3 separate regions of the Homo sapiens genome follow, and regions 1 and 2 are each linked to region 3. The links are chromatin contacts, found by Hi-C or POLR2A ChIA-PET in ENCODE. All regions are on one chromosome and are shown on one strand. Each heading gives the region's core, a stretch centred on a gene start or an enhancer-like site at or near the end of the contact. The rest is flanking DNA. Distances are from core to core; before and after follow the strand shown. Region 1 overlaps SAMD4A (sterile alpha motif domain containing 4A). Region 2 holds the start of GMFB (glia maturation factor beta). Region 3 overlaps SAMD4A (sterile alpha motif domain containing 4A).

The links. A loop is a pair of places that touch in the nucleus more often than their neighbours do. ChIA-PET counts read pairs that join two places held with the same protein, here RNA polymerase II (POLR2A). Pooled maps may share reads with other maps.
Region 1: a loop to region 3 is called in a map of IMR-90, with 2.7 times the contacts of the local background. The contact joins two enhancer-like sites. A Hi-C loop is called at or near these places in 4 of 168 maps with a recorded cell type or tissue (IMR-90, PC-3 and naive thymus-derived CD4-positive, alpha-beta T cell), 14 of 37 single-sample maps with no recorded cell type and 17 of 50 pooled maps. POLR2A ChIA-PET finds 5 or more read pairs at or near these places in 5 of 52 experiments (GM12878, PC-9, WTC11 and 1 more).
Region 2: a loop to region 3 is called in a pooled map, with 4 times the contacts of the local background. The contact joins the promoter of GMFB here to the enhancer-like site in region 3. A Hi-C loop is called at or near these places in 2 of 37 single-sample maps with no recorded cell type and 8 of 50 pooled maps. POLR2A ChIA-PET finds 5 or more read pairs at or near these places in 4 of 52 experiments (H1, PC-3, PC-9 and 1 more).

What each region holds. Positions count from the first base shown.
Region 1 is chr14:54,770,686-54,775,341 of GRCh38, reverse strand. It overlaps SAMD4A (sterile alpha motif domain containing 4A), which reads right to left. Exons shown (of 13, transcript NM_015589.6): 10 at 207-408. Among named protein-coding and RNA genes, the nearest start is that of SAMD4A-AS1, 85 kb to the right of the region's middle. RefSeq lists enhancers at 1,016-1,065, 939-1,867, 1,151-2,350. Within about 2 kb of position 2,006, at least 34 of the 41 ENCODE cell types and tissues checked have a DNase peak (open chromatin) inside an H3K27ac peak, as active enhancers do; they include IMR-90, where a contact is called at or near this core.
Region 2 is chr14:54,486,323-54,490,610 of GRCh38, reverse strand. It overlaps GMFB (glia maturation factor beta), which reads left to right and starts at 1,631. Exons shown (of 7, transcript NM_004124.3): 1 at 1,631-1,686. The coding sequence starts at 1,684. RefSeq lists a silencer at 1,549-1,948.
Region 3 is chr14:54,626,384-54,631,068 of GRCh38, reverse strand. The region is part of intron 2 of SAMD4A (sterile alpha motif domain containing 4A); the gene reads right to left. LOC112268133 (a long non-coding RNA gene) reads right to left here. Exons shown (of 2, transcript XR_002957606.2): 2 at 1-4,685. Among named protein-coding and RNA genes, the nearest start is that of SAMD4A-AS1, 59 kb to the left of the region's middle. Within about 2 kb of position 2,953, at least 26 of the 41 ENCODE cell types and tissues checked have a DNase peak (open chromatin) inside an H3K27ac peak, as active enhancers do; they include IMR-90, where a contact is called at or near this core.

The sequences.
Region 1 (4,656 bases), core at 757-3,256, 150 kb before region 3:
TCTGGGCATCCTAAACACAGCTATGGGGTTGCTCTGTCTGCTAGAGAACAACGCGAACAATGCTGTTACCTCTGAGGAATGGTGGCAACTGCCCCCAGCATAGTCCCCTTTGGCCTCTCTCCCCACCCTGGGGTCACCTGGGGGGACATCTGCAGCCTTGGGCCTTGAGCTTGGCCATCCTCCTCCTTCCTTGGGGCAGAACAAACCTGTCTTCCTTGTTTCATGATGGTGGGGGTAGCTGTGGTGTTGCGCTGGTTGGAGCTGACGAATCCACTGGTGCCCAAGAGGCCCAGGCGGGCGGAAGGGACGTTCCGAGAGGGGATCTGGTACTGGCGCGGGTTCCGTCTGCCCATGCCACCGCCCACAGAGCCAGCCGTCGGGAGGGAGTTGGATTGCCCAAAGCCTCGACTGTGAGAGCCAAGAGAGAAGGAAGAGAATATCAGTCGTTATTCAGCCCTTTTTAAGCCACAGGCTTCCCAAGGGATGTCGCCTTGGAGGTCTCCTCATTTTTTTTTTTTTTTTTTTTTTGAGTCAGGGTCTCACTCTGTTACCCAGGTTGGAGTGCAGTAGTGAGATCTAGGCTCACTGCAGCCTTGACCTCCTGGGCTCAGGTGATCCTCCTATCTCAGCCTCTGGAGTAGCTGGGACTACAGGCATGTGCCACCATGCCCAGCTAACTTTTTTTTTTTGGTAGAGATGGAGTCTCACTATGTCGCCCAGGCTGGTCTCAACTTTTCAGGCTCAAGCGATCTTCCCAACTCAGCCTCTTGAGTAGTTGGGACTACAGATTTTTATATTTTTGGTGGAGACAGGGTCTACCATGTTGCCCAGGCTGGTCTGGAACTCCTGAGCTCAAGTGATCCTCCTGCCTCGGCCTCTCAAAGTGCTGGGATTACAGGCGTGAGCCACTGCACCCCGCCTCTGCTCACATTTTGACAGTTATGAAGCCTACAGGGAGCTGTGTGCCAGCAAATAACTATAATTAAAACAGCAGCTAACATCTGAGAGGCGGTATCACATGGAACTTCCTGGGACTTCGACATTATTTTTCGATCCTTGCAACAACCCTATGAAGTAGGTGCTCTCTCCTTTGTAGCTGGAGAAGTAAAACAGCGCGTAATCCTTGTGCACAGGTCACACAGCCAGCAGGGGGCAGCGCTGGCACGCAGGCTCAGCAGGTTCACCAGCACTCTGCCTGCCGCCTTGCGCCTCCCTACCGCATCTTCTCCAACCCATGCTGCTGCAGATGAGGACACAGGTCTTGAACACTCACATGCTTTTGAGAGGCCACATAGCAAGAAAACAGCAGAGTCAGGGTCACAACTGGTCTGACTCCTGTCCCAGGGCTCCCTTCTTTAATCCTATCATTGTTTCTGCTCAGCCTGTCTGTGTGGCGGACTTGGAGAAGCCTGTGAGGCCCACCAGGATGTAAGCTCCATGTCTGTCCTCATCCATCCTGCATGTCCGGTGCCTGAATCAGTTTCTGCACAGTGAATGCAGTTGAATGAATGAACCAATGAGTCTCTGCCATCATGACGCATCCTCAAATGGGAGAGCTGATGCCACCTGTGGGGCGAGGGATATAAGGTCGGAGATGATGTTTGCAAGTGTTCTGGACCTAGGACACAGACTGCCTTCACTTCACAGGCCCTCCCTGCAAAGTCGGCTGCATAAGGGCCAGGGCAGGTCCATGCTTCTCCTGGGTCCGGGCAGGGAGGCTGCCAGAGCCCTTAGCATCACGTGCAGATGCCGGCGCTGCCGTTGGGTTGGGTGACCTCAGCACTGAAGAACGCATCCTCTCTGACACGCCTCAGGTCCGGGAGGTTATACAGCAGCCGGCAGGGTTTCAGGAACCAGCACATTCTTTCCAAGAAGAGTCAGCTGTAGTCATTCACGGATGTTGAAGTCAAAATGTTTTACCTCCAGTGGCCACAAGATGGAAGAGATCTGCTTTTCCAGCGACACAGGGGAGGTTTGTACCAAGCCTGTGGGGAGACTCCGGGAAGCAGGGCTGACGTAGTTTAACCAGTTGAGGGTGATAGGGGCCTGCAGAACAGTCATTTCCTGAGAAAGAGAGCTGTGCCTGTATGTAGGGGGAGGGGCATCTGAGCCAGCAGTGCAGATCTCAGAAAATGTTTCTCTTCTCCCCAGAATTCTTAAATTTCCTAAGGGGAGAAGTGGCAGGAAGGAGAATTCTGGGCTTGTGCCTTTCTACTTCCAGGCTTTGGTGGCCAAGGAAGGAGTTCTAGATTCTGGTCAGAAGCTCATCTGAATGTGGTGAGGAGGACACTCACAGGTTCTTGGTATCTTTGTCTTGGCCTTTCTTCCTTTTTTCTCCCATTTTCCCTTTTAAAAATTTCGTTTTCATTTTTACGAAGGCTTCAGATTTTTTGGTTTGAAGGAAGAACTCAGGGCCAGGAGGGGTAGAATAAGTTTCACATGATGAGACCTCCTTTGGAGGAAGGACAATCTGACTACGTGAGGTAGAGACAAGGGCCGAGTGTTTTTTTTTTTTGTTTGTTTGTTTTTAATGACGAAAACTAGTCCTTTGAGTTCTGAAGTCGGAATTTTGGCCACCTGGTAGATGATTCAGTATTCTGCTATGATTTTTCCTTATTTAGCGTGGATAGCGTTTTCTCACTTTCCTTTTTGGTTGGATTTTTAAAAAGTTATTTCATATGCAAAATACAGAGTCAATGAGTGATGCTAAAATGATTTGTGTTTCCAGGAAGGCAAGACTGAATTCTTAAGCAATATAATGTGGGAAGAGGACTCTGTTATGGGATACTTATAGTCACTGGAGAAAGGAGGGATCCAGGGACTCTTAGGACTCAGCTGTATAGGGGAGGGGAGTAGGACGTGATGAGGGGAGAATTTGGCTAGGCCATCTTTCTCTCTCCTGATGGGACCCTTCGAGGGTTATTACAAAGCCAGCTTTGCAGAGGGTTGCCACTGCTGGCAACCAGAGTGAATGCTTGGGTTACTTAAGATCGCTAGGCTTAATGAAATCATCAATGCTTTCTGGGGAGAGAACAAAGTGACAAAAGCAAGTTTTCCTTTCTCATTCTCTTGCCTTACCTTTCTAAATCTGATTTCATTACACTGAAATGTTGAAATGCATGAAAAGTCTTTGATAAAGTAACATTAATAAGAACCAATTAATTTGGGATTTGTGATAATTCAAGCAGGGGTTGGGTTGCAGTTACCTTTGTATTATTGGAGAAACAGGTCTTCAAAGCAAATTAATAGCACAAAAAGATCCCAGAGGAAATACTTATGAGTATAAAACATTTTCCAGCCTTATAGTAACATCCAGTTGAACATCCACAAGCGATTCATTCTTATCTAATCAATTAAAAGGGGTCCATTAGGACTCCAACCTGGCAAACCTTGGGTTAGCCCAATCCAAGTGTTACTAACAAACACCCTGGAGAGGTCAAGGTTCATGTCCCCTGCTCCACCTCCAGAAGGCTCTCGGATGTGGACCAATGACAACACAGGGCTGACAGAGGCCAGGGTGGGACTTTGGGAGGAGCAGCAAAGAGCCGCCCCATCTTCATCTCCAACCTCCGAATGCCTTCTTCCTCTTGGAACTTGTCTCCCAAGGGCCTGGTGTTGCAAGAGGAGTCTGGAACCTTTTCTATTCACCTGGGAAAAGTATTGCTGCTCTCAGAGAAAAGCCACTTGGGATGGGGGTAGGCCCCAGGGCAGGAGGCCAAGGAAGCAGACCTTGCCTTTCATCTGGGCCATCGGGAATCCTCAGGGCAAAGAGGTAGTCTAGTCCAACCCACAAGGGTTGGCAACCCCAGAGGGCTTGGGGCCAGGGAACTGGTCCTGAAGAGTGTCGCTTTGCCTGAACAATCTTTTCTGCTCATCATCCTGAGACCATGAGAGTTGCCTGGCTTCCATAGGGTTAAAAGCATGGAGCTGGAGCTGGTGCCAGCCTGCCTGGTTCAAATCCCCAATGCTGCTGCCTATGAACTTGTCTGTAAATGGGGTTAACAACAGCAGCTCTACCTCACATGGTTGTCATGAGGATTAAATGTATTAATATTCTTAAAGTGCTTGGATACCACTTGGCATATGTAAGTGCTAAATAAATGTTTGTTTAATAAATAACCGTTATATATGCTGGAATGTGATCACACTTCAGTGTTAAAATTAATCTTTCATGAAGTCTTTTCACAAACTTCAACTGGCCTTATCTCCCTTAAATCCAAAATAGTGATGTTTTAAGGCACGCTTACGCAAATAAATGCCCAAAATTTTAACACCACGGGCAGAGAGCTTCTATACATGCACCGAGAAATGAAATGAATTCAGACCCTTTCAGGTGCAAGTGAAGAAATTATCTGCTCATGTTTTAAAAGTGTAAAATAGAATGTTAATTTTTCAGGATGTTTACATTCTCATTCCCTTATGTCCCAACAATTCCCTATCATTGTTTAAGGCTTAACCCTTCCTCTACCCTTAATTTCTCCCACAAATTGTCACTGCAGTTCATCTTTAATATGTAATTGGATTCCTCAATTTAAAACTATATTAAGGTAATGGGTTCTAAAGTACAACCAGGCTTATTTTTAACTGCGTGCAAGAAGCTGAAGTACTATGGAAAAATCAAGAATTGTACTGCTCCACTATGAGACTGCAGACCAA
Region 2 (4,288 bases), core at 382-2,881, 140 kb after region 3:
ATAAGATCTTTGGCCCTTTCTCCTTAAGAATAAGGAAGGTAAAATCTTATAAGGGGAAATGAAAAACAGTAGAAATGGGGCTTGGCTTCAGCTCACCCACACTAGAGCATTTTTTTCATGCATTTCCACTCATGACAAACCCACACCACTACCTTACTGCTAATAGTCCTTTTATTTAAAGAATTCCAATGACTGGCCTTAGGAGATAACCAAGGTTGAGAGTGTCCCACCTTGGAGAGGAATGTTGAACAATTGATTCACAGCCTTGTTGCCGCAAACCAGACCATTGGGTGGCCCATTACTCAAGACAACCCTGGCAAACAGATAATGCTGACCTGCATAAACTACCCCTAATTTGTTGTGCTCTTTTAGGAGAGTCAGTCAGGGAATTCTCTCATTCTCTTATGCTGCCTCCCTTATGCTCCGGCATAAGCTCCAATGAAGCCTTGCCTGGAGAAACTCTTTTGGCCTCAGGTCAATTTGCATTGAGAGACCAAGAACCCATGGTCATAACAAAATGAGGTACTGCCCCAGGCAGTTTGTTTTATTGAAGGTACCTGTTGAATCCTAGAGCCTAAACTTTACTTCTCCCAAACCACTTTCTTCATGCATTCAAAACTGGACTTGTTCCACTAAGTCTGCATCTGGTACAGAGACTTCTTGATGTTTACTTAGGCAGTGGCCCATAAGAGTGCTCATTGAAACACCAATCATCATTCATTCATACTTCAATAAATAACTTGTATGGAGAAAAGAGGCTGGGCATGGTGGCTGACGCCTGTGATCCCAGCGCTTTGGGAGGCACACAGGAAGACTGTTTGTGGCCAGGAGTTCAAGACCAGCTTGGGCAATATAGGGAGACTCTATCTCTACAAAAAAATTTAAAAATTAGCCGGGTGTGTGGTGGCACACGGCTGTAGTCCCAGCTACTGGGGAGGCTGAGGTAGGAGGATTGCTTGAACCCAGGAGTTTGAGGCTGCTGTGAGCTATAATCGTGCTACTGCATTCCAGCCTGGGCAACAGAGCGAGACGAGAGAGAGAGAGAAGAAATGTGTGTGTGTGAGAGAAGAGAGAAGAAATGTGTGTGTGTGTGAGAGAGAAGAAATGTGTGTAAGAGAGAGAGGGAAAGGGGGAGGGAGAGAGAGAGAAAGAGAGAGAGAGAGAGAGAGAGATTGATTAACCAAGTCCTGGAAGGCAGCCGTGGTCAGAAGTGGGGTTCTGGAGAGGGTGGGAGGAAAGGAGGTGTGCCTAGATTTGAGGGAGATCAAATTTGGAAGGTAGGCTGCGGTCAGTACACACATTTACCATTGAAAACATTGATGTCACCATTAACATGCTCTCAGAGCTTGAAGACTGCGAAAAAGGTCCGGAGAACTGGCATGACTTTTAAGTATGCACCTTGGGTTTGTTTCTCACTTGCAGCCAGGCAGAGCGTCCTCCTCTAGAGGGAGCAGGGAAAAGAAAAAAAAAAAAAAAAAAAAAAAAAAAAAAATCAGGCGATCGCATTCTGTCTAATTTTGAGCCGCGCCTTTTGCCGTCCGCCATCACGTGCCGGCCCGCTGAGGCCGCGTTGATAGGTGGGGGCGACTGGGCCAGGCGCCGGGGCAGGAAGGGAGGCGGCCGCCGTGCCATTCTTAAAGGCGCCCGAGTGTAGGCGACAGGCCGCTGACGGCCGGAAGGAAAATGGTGAGTTGCCGCTGGGAGGGCGGGGGCCGGAGGGCTGGGCGAGCCGGCCAGCCGGGTTTTCCCGGTTTCCGGAGCCGGCGGCGGCGGGCAGCGCCCAGGAGGGCTCGGCGGCCGCTTCCGCTCCCAGCAGCTGGCCAGTGCCCATAGCTAGAGTACTTGGCCTCTGCCGCCGCCACCACGCCTCAGGGCAGCATCTTCCAGCTGGGCCCGGGGTGGACCCGCCCAGCGGGCCATGGGACTAGGGTGCGGCCACGAGCAGGGGGGTTGGGGAGGCCCCACGCCAGGTCCTTCTGGTTGGAGGGCTTCAGCTTCTGAGCTGTAGGTTGGAGGGAAAGGGGTCTGCCCCATCGGAGGGCTCCCTCAATTCCTGCTTTCCCTGCCAGGGCCGTGGCCAGGTTCCAGGGGTTGGTGGGCCCCGAGCATCTTCCACCTGGCGGCGTTTTGGGGGAGGACTCGAATTCCGATTGAATTCTCTCGGCCTCACCTTAGCTTCTTTCTCTCTGCTCCTTTCCCTAGCTTCCTACAGAGGATTTCTCCTTATCTTTGCTTTCCTATGGCAGTTGGAAACCTTTCGACCCAAAGCTTTGGCACTGGGCCTTAAAGTAATTGTCAATAACTTTAGTTTTGTTGGTTCTGGGGGCTGTGGCTTCTGTTCTTACATGGGATGGACCCCAAGCATAAAAATAAAGTGGAAAATTAAATAAATCGCCATCAAGGATCTTTTGGATCCATCCCATTAGGTTTTAAAATATGGGTAAATTTCATTAGAAACAACAAAACACTGCTCTCTGTGACCATCCACTCAATTCTCAGCCCACTTTCATCGAATAGATCTTGTCATGGTCACTGAATCGAATGGATTCTTTTCAGTTTTCGTCTTCTCTGACCTTTTAGCTGCATTCCAGAGTGTTATACTCTCTTGTTTTTGAAGCATTCTCTTCCTTCATTCTTCCCCTTTGGCTTCTGGGATACAGAGCTCCTCCTACTTCTCCTATTGGTCCATCTGTTTCCCTTTCAGACTATTCTCCTTTCCCTGGACAATGCTCGAAGGAGTCCCAGGTTTCATCCTAATCCTTCATTTTCCATTCTGTATTCTTCATCCTAAACTATGGCTTCAGTTACCATCTATATTCAGATGACTTGTGAATTTACAGCTCAGAAGACCTTGCTTCTGAGATCCAATCCAGATCTGTATGTACTTTTTTTTCTTTGAGTCGGAGTTTCACTCTTGTGGCCCAGGCTGGAGTGCAATGGCGGGATCTCGGCCCATTGCAACCTCCGCCTCCCAGGTTCAAGCAGTTCTCCTGCCTCAGCCTCCCAAGTAGCTGGGATTACAGGCATGTGCCACCACGCCCGGCTAATTTTGTTTTTTTGTTTGTTTGTTTTGAGATGGAGTCTCGCTCTGTCGCGTTGGTTGGAGTGCAGTGGCGCGATCTCCGCTCACTGCAAGCTCCGCCTCCCTGGTTCACGCCGTTCGTTCTCCCGCCTCAGCCTCCCGAGTAGCTGGGACTACAGGCTCCCGCCACCACACCCGGCTAATTTTGTTTTTGTATTTTTAGTACAGACGGGGTTTCACCGTGTTAGCCAGGATGGTCTCGATCTCCTGACCTCGTGATCCACCTGCCTCGGCCTCCCAAAGTGCTGGGATTACAGGCGTGAGCCACCGCGCCCGGCCCTAATTTTGTATTTTTAGTAGAGACGGGGTTTCACCATGTTAGCCAGGATGGTCTCGATCTCCTGACCTCAAGTGATCCACCTGCCCCGGCCTCCCAAAGTGTTGAGATTACAGACGTGAGCTACCGCGCCTGACCCCAGATCTATATATTAATATTTCAATATTTAGTTACCATTCCCCTGGGAAGCTTTTCCTCCACTTGGTCTCCTCAAAGCCACCTCAGTTTGTCCAAAGTAGAACTCATGCCCTTTCTCCTCAAACCTAGTCTTCTGTCTGTTATACAAGACAATCTGTTATACCAGCCAGAAGCCTAGTATATCTGGTAACCCTTTTTTTTGCTTACTCACACCCCACCCCCACCCCCAATATCCAATCTGTCACCACCTCCTTTGTAGTGGTTAAGAGAGTGAGTTAAGATAGGCTGCCTGGGTTGAATCCTGGCTCCACTAGCTATGTAATTGGGGAAAGATACTTAACCTCTCTAAACCTTAGTTTCTTGCAAAATGGGAGTAATAATAGTATCTGTTTCGTGAGATTGTTTTGAACATAAAAGGAAATCTATGTAAAGGATATAACAGTGTTTCTCTCATAGGGTCTGATACATGTTAACTATTATTAGGACTAAATGGGAATTTTTTGCTATTGAGTTGTTTGAGATCCTTGTATATTCTGATTATTAATCCTTTGTTGAGTGGAGAATTTGCAGATATTTTCTCCCATTCTGTAGGTTGTCTCTTCACTCGTTGTTTTCTTTCCTCTCAGAAGCTTTTTAGCTTGATATGATCTCATTTGTCTATTTTGCTTTAGTTGTCTGTGCTTTTGAGGTCTTACTCAAAAAAATCTTTGCCCAGACCAATGTCCTGAAGCAATTGCCCAGTGTTTTCTTCTAGTGGTTGTATAGTTTCAGATCTTACATTTAAGTCTTTA
Region 3 (4,685 bases), core at 1,704-4,203:
GCCCATCAGCCCTTGGACTGGAACTACACCATCAGCTCTCCTGGACCTCCAGCCTGCTGGCTCTGCCTGCAGCTCTTGTCAGCCTTCATACACATGTGAGCCGATTTCTCATCACACACACACACACACACACACACACACACACACACACACACACACATATAAAATACAAGATTTATTATATGTGTAATAAATATAGCTATGTAATTATAAATATGTAGTTACATTATATTTATTATAAAATATACACATATATGCATACACACATCCTATTGGCTCTTTTTCTCTGGAGAACCCTGACTAATACATGTTGCTTCCTCTGTTAGAAAACTCACCATAGTGAAATACCCCTTGATACAACCTATCACTAGAAGCCTGATAATGAGAATACAATATCCCCATGACCACCACCACCAAAGCATTCTCAGCTGGTGCAGAGAGAAACAACAGCTTAAAAGCTAAAGACTCATACGTATATCTGATAAGGGGTTAATACTCAGAATATATAAAGAACTCCTACAATGCAACAACAAAATACAATCTGATTTTAAAAATTGGGAAAGGACCTGAATGAACATTTCTCCAAAGAAGATATACAAATGGCTAATAAGCACATGGGACGATGGCCAACATCACCCATCATTCGGGAAATGCAAATTAAAACCACAATGCAATATCATCTCATATTCATTGGGATGGCTACTATTAAAAAACAAGACAGAAAATAACAAGGGTTGGCAAGGATATGGAGAAATTGGAACCCTTGTGCATTGCTAGTGGGAATGTAAAATGATGCAGCTGCTATGGAAAACAGTATGGCAGTTCCTCAAAATATTAAAAATAGAATCACCATATGATCCAGCAATTCCACTTCTCGATATATACCCAAAATAATTGAAAGTAGGATTTCAAAGAGATCTTTGTAAACCCCTGTTCATAGCAGCATTATTCACAATAGCCAAAGGGTGGAAGCAACCCAAGTGTCCACTGATAGATGAGTGGGTAAACAAAATGACATATATACATACAATGGAATATTATTCAACCTCCAAAAGGAAGAAGATTCTGACACATGCTACAACATGATGATGCTTGAGGACATTATGCTAATGAAATAAACCAGACACAAAGGGATAAGTCCTGTATGATTCCACTTATATGAGGTATCTAGAAGAGTCAAATTCATACAGACAGAAAATAGAACAGTGGGTGCCAGGGGAAGGAAGTAATGGGGCGTGATTGTTTAATATACACACACAGTTTCATTTTTGCAAGATTAAAAGAGTTCTAAAGATGGATGGTGGTAATGGCTGCATAACAATGTGAATGCACTTCATACCACTGAACTGTACACTTAAAAATGGCCAAGTTGATAAACTGTATTTTACCGCAATTGAAAAAAAAATTTTTAAGCCAAATACTTAGAGATCTCCAGAATATACCAGTAAGCTTTAAAGAAAAAAAAGAATAGCAGAAAATGAATATAATATAGGTTCATTATATAAAAACTAACATAAATATACATGCATAGAAAGGAGATAAACTGTCATTAGCAGTTACCAATAAGATGGGAAGGGACAGATAAAACGAAATATTCATGTATCACTCTGTATGCCATACTGGGGCTTACTGATTGAATCTGGTACAATAAAAACATATTTGTATTAGCTTCCTAGGATGACTGTAAAATACCACAAACTGGGTAACTTAAAACAACAGAAATTTATTCTCACAGTTCTGAAAACAAATCAGGTTGTCTGAAATCAAGATGTGTCAGCAGGGCCATGCTCTCCCTGAGACACTAAGTAGAATCTGTCGTTGCCTCTTCCAAGCTTCTGGTGGTGGCCGTCAATCCTGGGCATTGCTTGGCTTGCAGCTGCCTCACTCTAATCTCTGCCTCTGTGATTATTAATACCTGGTGCTCTTCCTGTGTGTCTCTCTTCATATGGCATTGTCGGCTTCTTATAGGGATACCCAGTCACATTGGATTAGGGCCCACCATCACGTCATAACTTCATTTTAACTTGTCTACATCTGCAAAGACCCTATTTCCAAAGAAGGTCACATTCATAACTACTGGAGGTTAGAACTTTGACATTCTGGGGGAGGCAGGACACAATTCAACCTGTAACAATATTTGTGTTTAAAAAAAAACCAAAACTACAGTTAAGGTTCCTTGAACACCCTATTTATGAGCCCATACAGATCCATTAGAGACAATACTATGAGAATGAAGAACCTGGATTAAGGAGCCACACTGTAGAGGTTCAAATCCCAGCTCAGCCACTTACAAGCTACATAACTTTGAGGCAGTTCATTAACTTCCCAGTGCCTCAGTTTCCTTATCTGTAAAATAGCAGCACATAGGTCAAACGGTTGTTAGGAGGATTAAATGAGTTATCAAGTACTTAGTACAATGCCTGGTACACACTAAGTACTCAATCAACATGAGCAATTGTTGATATGATTATCACCATTTTCAGCATCCCAAAGACTCCCCTAGGAAGCATTCTTGGGGACAGAGCATGCTTTATTTTTATAGCACCTACTGAAGGCCTATTTCCATAGCTGCTTCCCCAATAGTCTCATGCTTGACTTTCAGAGCATCAGCAATTTCATCTGATGCAGAGTTATACTGCTGCAGTAAATATTCTTCATCCATGCCATTATTCAATTCCCTTCCTTGGTGCAGACCCCTCTGTGACATGGCAGTGATGCTCATGAAGGCCGGCGGAGTCTCCAAGCAGCACCACCTAGACCGTCCGGGCAAAGCGCCTGTCACTTCACATGCAGCCCCAGGAAGGGACACAGAGCAGTCTTCGGCCTCAGTCCTCCCACCTTCTGTGATCAGGGCCCTATATTTGGATTTTGATCTCGGCCTGACTTGCTGCTAAATCTGTAACCAGTTACTCTTACAGGGTTGTGGGGGAGGAGTCATGTTGCTATGGCAATCCAACAACTCTGGGAGAAGGAGAGGAGAGGAAATGGAATTTCAAGGCCCGAGACCACCAAGACTCAGAAATACCCATTTCTGCGTGTGTGCCACAGAAATGAATCTTGATATGCTAAAATAAACAGACCTCTCTTCTCTTTTTCCCAAATTTCCAACCATTGACAAAAATAAAAGCCTGCTTATACAAGAACTCTATTCACATGTCATTTCCTAACAGGACAGAAACTAAAACTCACACTTCATTCAGCAAGTCAGGAAGTCAGCTGATTTCCTTTAAAACCCTCTCTGCATGAAACGAGCAATTGTCTAGTCTGGATTTTATACATAATATTACTTTTTGACCTGCAGTTTACAAATAAACTAACAGAGAGACACAGATAAAGCTTCGGCTTTCTCATCTCCCACTGGTTTAAAGGAGCAGGAGGAGGGCAAGGAAGGATGTAAAAAACTGCCTGGTAACCGAAAGACCTCATCTTCAACAATGACTTCTACCCTGCCCAGGCAGTAACAGCCGCTGACAAAAAGCTGAGCTGACTTGTTAGGGTCTCACACCACTGTTTTCCTGTCCACATTCTGGTAGAGCTTCTAAGGAATCTATCTGAAAGGCAAATCAGAGTCAAACACATACACAAACACAAATCAGGGATTAAGACTGTCTGTGTGCTAGATATTCAGGAGCTAGATCATCTAATGAATGGGCTAAAGAACGTTCTGGTAGGCTAGTCCAGGACAGGATCAGCCACGGAGCAGCAAATGTAACGGACAAGCTGCGTCTTTGAAAAACTACTCTGGTTAACCTTAGGACTCACATCTTAGGGGAGTTGTATGACAAAATTTCTTTAAAAAAAAAGTCAGAAGCACCCCTCAATCTGATTCTCTTTACTTTCTGTCCTTTTTACCTCTTTTTCCAAGACAGTTTTTCTGAGCTTGAGCTAGGGTAGGGTAAGTACTGAAGGAAAATTTAATTCCAGAGTCTGGGGGTTGGATGTAAAAAGGTAATGAGTTAGTTGAGTTATAGTTATGTAATTTTTCCGAATTTTTAAGGAAATAGCAATTGCTTAGAATTACAGAATAAGATTATATGGATGAACAGGTCAGAGAAATAAGATGTAATTGGGAGAAAAACCCTGAAGCAAGAGTCAGAAGACTCCAGTCCTTGGCTTGGCTCTCCCACTTACCCAGTCAAATAATCACGGACAAACTATTTAACTTCCCTGAACTTCTGTTTCTTCAGCTCTAAAATGGGTATAATAATGCCTGCCCTGACTTCAATTATGAGATCAAATGAAGTCACATATGTGCAAGTCTTCTGTAAACTATTAAGAACTTTTCAGTGAATGTATTGCTATTCTACCAGAATCCAGATGTGTTGAACAGAGAATTGCTGTTCTCCTGCTTGTATATCCCTCAGCCTCCATAGGAATTCCTTATATCTAGTAGGAAAAACAAACGCAACTGGAAACAAACATGTCCTAACTAAATATGCATATAGGAGGGGTTTTTAGTACAAGTTTCCAAAAGCAGGTTTAAGGGAGACCCGTTCGACTTGGAAAGTCAAAGTTGGCCATCACCTAGCAATCAGCAACGTATCCACAAGGTACCGAACACCTGTGGGCAAAGCCACTCTCCCTTCCTGAATGGCACCTTTATAATGAGAACACTCACTGTTGTGCAAGAGATAAGAAGTTTTAGTTCATAAAATTCTAGTTGGTAGCATGCCATGTCAATTAGC